2 separate regions of the Homo sapiens genome follow, and region 2 is linked to region 1. A link is a contact called in ENCODE Hi-C or POLR2A ChIA-PET data. All regions are on one chromosome and are shown on one strand. Each heading gives the region's core, a stretch centred on a gene start or an enhancer-like site at or near the end of the contact. The rest is flanking DNA. Distances are from core to core; before and after follow the strand shown.

What was found. Hi-C counts contacts between places; a loop is a spot of excess contacts on that map. ChIA-PET counts read pairs that join two places held with the same protein, here RNA polymerase II (POLR2A). Pooled maps may share reads with other maps.
Region 2: a map of CD8-positive, alpha-beta T cell shows a loop between it and region 1 (4-fold over the local background). The contact joins the promoter of RASGRP3 here to the enhancer-like site in region 1. A Hi-C loop is called at or near these places in 1 of 168 maps with a recorded cell type or tissue (CD8-positive, alpha-beta T cell) and 7 of 50 pooled maps. POLR2A ChIA-PET finds 5 or more read pairs at or near these places in 2 of 52 experiments (MCF 10A and activated T-cell).

Annotation. Positions count from the first base shown.
Region 1 is chr2:32,558,084-32,560,783 of GRCh38, forward strand. All of the region lies in intron 65 of BIRC6 (baculoviral IAP repeat containing 6), which reads left to right. The region is part of intron 1 of BIRC6-AS2 (BIRC6 antisense RNA 2); the gene reads right to left. Among named protein-coding and RNA genes, the nearest start is that of BIRC6-AS2, 15 kb to the right of the region's middle. Within about 2 kb of position 1,273, at least 2 of the 41 ENCODE cell types and tissues checked have a DNase peak (open chromatin) inside an H3K27ac peak, as active enhancers do.
Region 2 is chr2:33,475,399-33,478,098 of GRCh38, forward strand. It overlaps RASGRP3 (RAS guanyl releasing protein 3), which reads left to right and starts at 1,251. Exons shown (of 18, transcript NM_001139488.2): 1 at 1,251-1,309. RefSeq lists an enhancer at 587-906.

The DNA.
Region 1 (2,700 bases), core at 23-2,522:
TTCAGTGTGCAGTCCTACTTTAGTCTGTTAACGTGTTGGAAAATGATAGTAAATGAGTGTATTTTAATAGAATTTAAAATCTGTTGTTTTTAACATTTGGGCTGAAGAGCCGAAAATATAATGAAAATGTAGAAGTTAGATTCTGCCATTTACGTATTCTGTATTTACTTAGATACTTAAAAATTTTTACGTATCTAACTAGGCTGATGTATTTAATGTGAACTGCAATTTATATACAAAAAACTACACATACTTAGTGTATACAATTCGGTAAGTTTAGAACATCAACTCCTTTTTAAAGCAACTCTTTTGGGGAGCAGTTGAGCAGAATAGGGATTTAAATAATTTTTTCCTTTGAAGATTAGAGGATCATTGTGTCATTAATTTTATAATCTAGTATTGAAATTAATTCCATTTTACTAATATTTTGAAAAAGCAATTAATAGCAGAGTTTATCTCTTAATAAAAGATTTATTTCCACAGATTAAACACATCACATATTTAAGCTTAAAATAATGGAGTTACTAAATGTCAGAGTTTTAAAATAATTAAAAGAGAAGTGCTGCTTACCCTACATTGCATCAGGAGTAAAGTGTTATCAGATATGTTGCTTTAGTCCACAATAGTGATGAATGAACCTTTTCTCTTCACGGAGGGCTTGTGAACAAAAGCTGAACAAGCTTCATATCAAAGATGGCAAATGTTTTCAGTATATCCTGAAGGGATGTATCTTCGCTGTTAGTAATCTGTGGTAAATTTCACTGTAACTATTTGATGTAAATTGCTAGCCTCTGCAAGTAAGTCACACTGTAAATAGGCTCTATTTTTTAGTTTTTTTAGGTTTTTTATATGCTGAATCACATATTTCCTCCAAAATGCTAATGTTTATGGTTATTTCTTTTGAATTTTCTGTCTGATGAACCTTTACACTGTTCTTTTTCTTTTCAGCTGTTTGAAGATACTTTTCCCCATTGAAATGTTTTAGTTCCAAATGCAGAAAGTGATTTTATTCCTCTCCCTACTACCAGTTACTACTATAAAAATGAAAAAAATTGTTTATTGGCATAAGTTTTGTAATGTCACACACCCGCATCTGTAGCTGTTGATGACAATTCCAAGATAGTCTTCAAGCTATGCATAAATCAGCAAACAGGCCCTTTTGAGGATTGGAAGGATAGTGACTTCACTTGCCTGGTTGTAAGCTGTAACACTGATTAAACATGCATTTGGTGCTTGCTGAGTAAAGGAGCTGCAAGCTGCACTTGGAGACATGGTGTTGCATAACAGCGTGTTGTGCCTCTGTTCTTTGTCAGGCAGGCGCACATTGAATCCTGTAATAACAATGAAGTATGTGTAAAGGAGCTAAATTTGAAGACATCTAAGGGTTTTCTGATGAAGCTCTTCATGGCAAAAATAGAATGAAAGAATTCAAGATTGAAGTAGTTTTTATGTTGTTTTGTGCTTTAACAGGCAGGTTTTTATTAAGGGTTTATTATCTTTATCCATTCTTGTTGCTTGCTGACCACCGGTACACATTAATTTACAATAAAAGCACATGTCTTAAAAGGAGAGCATAAATCAGCTCTACATTAGTTTTCCAAGTTCTCCTCTTGGTTGGGGGGGTCTTCAAAATCTTTAAAAAAAAAAAAAAAATAAGGCCGGCACAGTGGCTCACACCTGTAATCCCAGCACTTTGGGAGGCCAAGGCCGGTGGATCACCTGAGTTCAAGGGTTTGCCTGGCCAACATGGTGAAACCCTGTCTCTACTGAAAATACAAAAAAATTAGCCAGGTGTAGTGGCGGGTGCCTGTTATCCCAGCTGCTTGGAAGGCTGAGGCAGGAGAATTGCCTGAACCCGGGAGGCGGAGGTTGCAGTGAGCCGAGATCACGCCACTGCACTCCAGCCTGGGCAACAGGGTGAGACTTCATCTCAAAAAAATAATGACAACAATAATAATAAATCCGATATAAATAACACATGTCAGGTTCCAGACATAGGCATAGATTGTCATATGCATTAATATAGAATTTGACTTAAAGAAAAGCATACTTACGTAACTAATGGTTGTCAAGAAAAATACAGAAATACAAAAAACTTGATATTTTTAGTTTAAAATGAAGAAATTTGATATCTTGAGATATTTTTTAAAGTACAGTAATGAAATTTAAAGTTCTTTTTAAAATTTTAAAGATTTTTGTAAAATAAACACACAATTTTATCTCTCACATTTTTTGGACTATTCCCAGTCTCGTGTGCCAGTGCTTATTATTACCTTGTTTTGCTAGCTTTTGCCTTCATACTCCTTGATATGAAGAGAATATCTTCTTCTATTTCCATAATGTAAGATTCCCAGTTGGCCTCTCCTAATGCTAACTCAATAGAGTAAAATATATACCAGTTAAATAAGAGGGAATAGCATGTTTCATTTATTTCAGAGGAGCTGTGTTGTTTTCTCTATGCCCTTTTGTTTACATGTGAATATAATGTAACTATATATTTTTTCTTTTTTCTTCTTCAGTCATAGTCTTCTCTGCCACCCGGGCTGGAGTGCAGTGGTGTGCTCATAGGGCACTGCAGCCTTCAATTCTTAGGCTCAAACATCCTCCTGATTAGCTGGGACTACAGGCACCTGCCACCATGCCCAGCTAAGTTTTAAAATTTTTTGTAGAAATAGGTTCTCATTATGTTGCCCAGGCTAG
Region 2 (2,700 bases), core at 1-2,500, 920 kb after region 1:
AGACAAAGCCTAAATATAAAAGATTACTCACACAGGCTCTTACACTGAGTAAGATATTATGTGTTAAAAATCAGGGTTAATAGTTTAACAGGCACATTATGGTTCAGAAATCCCCTGGGGGACTTCAACCATCTTTTCTGGATGTTCACTTTGCCAAATAGGCTGCCTCTATGTCATATCTCTACCTGAAGGGCAGGCTCAGACACTGATTCGGGGAAGTGTCACCCTTACTATACCAAGAAGTCAGACATCCAAGGTCAGACACTACGTAAAGTCAGATACTTCAAGGGCTTTCCTTGGAAGGGAGGATGAAAAGGGAAGGGTGGGAACATCAGCTCAGGTGAGACATATGAATTCAACAAAACATCAGGGATGGTTTGCCACGTTTGCGAGCAGCACAGAAAACGGCAGTTTGCTCCAAGTTCCCAGCACACCAAAGGGGGCAGTAGTGCGTCTGTAAAGCGCGTTGTCAACTTGGTGATAATTTCTGTTTGCATTCACACTCGCCGGCTGATAATCTCAGCTGCTCGATGCAATTCAACAGATAACAATGCGGAAGTTTGGTCTAAAGCTACCTGAAATCACTTCCAAGAGCTCTTCAGATAAAGCTGCCTTTGATAGTCTTCATTAACCCCTCCCATATTTGCCCCTCAGCGTCCCTTGGCTTAGCAGCCCCGGCCTTTGAAGTCCAACCTAAGCATTCTTAGATGGTGAGTGAGGGTCTGCCTTCCCCAGCACCAGCCACCTAGTCAGGCTTGTGGCTCGTCTAACAAACTGGAGCCTGAGATTCTGAGAAAACGAAACCAAACAGTTGTACTCCGGGGTTAACACAGAGCAACTTCCACCTGCTGTGCGAGTTGGTGATCCTCTCTCTTGCCGTTCGAGAGCCCCAGTGAAACTTGAGTGAGATGAGAGAGCATGGAGCCTGCCAGTCTCCCCCTCTGCGCACACACACACGCAAACACATTTAACTTTCCACTTGCAGTGACCTGCCCTTCAGTGTGACTTATCAGCTGTTTGGCTTTTGTCACTAAAGGAAAACAAATTGTGGAATATCCCGCTCTGCATGCTCATGAGATGGCTGAGCCAACTCAGGGGTTATGAGGTGGTTTGCGAGTGAGGAGAAGAATGATCTTCAGTTTCTGACCTCCTGGCACGGTGGCGGGCGGTATTTATCAGGAGGTACATGTGACTGGTTAAGACTCAGAGCCCCAGCTTGAAGGAAACAGCTGCTCTCGGCGTGCTCCGGCACTTGGCAGCTGGACAGGCAGAGTGCTGATGTGAAAAATACCACGACAAAACCACCCTAGTAAGTAACTGGAGAACTTTCCTCTCTCTCTCTCTCTTTCATTCCCTCTCCGTGTGTGTGTGTGTGTGTGTGTGTGTGTGTGTGTGTGTTGCAAGCCACCAACAACTTTTGATTTTGATTTTGGTTTCCCTCTGGCACGATAGAAGGAGATATTTTATTTGTACCTGTTAACAGCCATTGGTGTTTTCACAGCCCTTTTTTAGAACCTGTTATTTTCGGCAACGTGTCTTGTAACTTTGAGGATGAATGGGGCATATGGCTTCATTCCTGTCTAGGAAACAGAAAGTTTGTTTCCCAGTGTTCAAGATTTTTCTAGTCCATGGTGTTTAGGTTCAAAGTCAAGTTCAGGTTATGAAGTAGAGACTTCATTGAAGTGAGTTGATGACTAGATTTGATTTTAATCTGTTTCTACCACTGAAACCTGAAAACGTAGTTGTTTAAAGTAACTTGTGAATTTATTGTATGGCTGATTTGATTTTTCCTATTCAATTTTTGAGAATATCTCATTTAACTGTGTAGAACTGTCTGCAATATAGAAGACTGACAAAATAATATTTAGATTCACATTAGAAATCATATTTAGATTTCTTGCATGGTTTCCAACTAATTGAAAGCTGTATTTTATAGCGACTTTTTTTCCCCCCAACAAGCTAATTCACCTTCATTACTTTAAAATGTTCAGTTGCCCCTGGTCTTCCTTCACCTTCATTACTTTAAAATGTTCGGTTGCCGCTGGTCTTCCTTATTTTAGTGTTTTCGTGATACTCAGGCTGTTTTTTCCTTGTTTATGACCTGACTGGGAAAGTGCTGCCTGCAGCTGATGATTAACTCTGGGAGGCCTGGCATCCAAATTACGGAGAGAACCGGCTCCTTCTCAGGTTCATTCAGCAGTAATGGTGCTTGCGCTTGGGCGAGCAGCAAAGCAGGCACCATGCTGGAACTGAGCTGTTGTTCGGTGACTTTTGTCCTTCCTTGGTAGTCACCAGACAGAATGCTTCAGAGGAAAGGCAAAAGGGGAAAAGAGAGAGGGCAGAGCTCTAAACTGATGACGTAAAGCTCTGAAAGTGACAGGTCTTTGAATCAGAGGCTGCAGGGAGATAACCAAACAGGTTCCTGTTTCTGGAGATCGCGTGGATCTTGAGGAGGGTGGGCAGAGAGGGGCTGTTTTTATTTGAAGTCTCACCAAATAGTTGTTTTGCTTGTGATAAGCCTAGGACAACCTGGAGTGCGCTTGTTTCCTCGTGTGACAAATGGATTCTCATACAGGCTCAAGCTATACGGTTTTCTTTCGCCCTCTGCCCCCTGCCATGAGGGAACACTGTTCTCTCCCCACCCTTACCATCCTTTGTTGTTTGTGGAGAATGGATTAAAAATGACCCAGGGCACGGCAC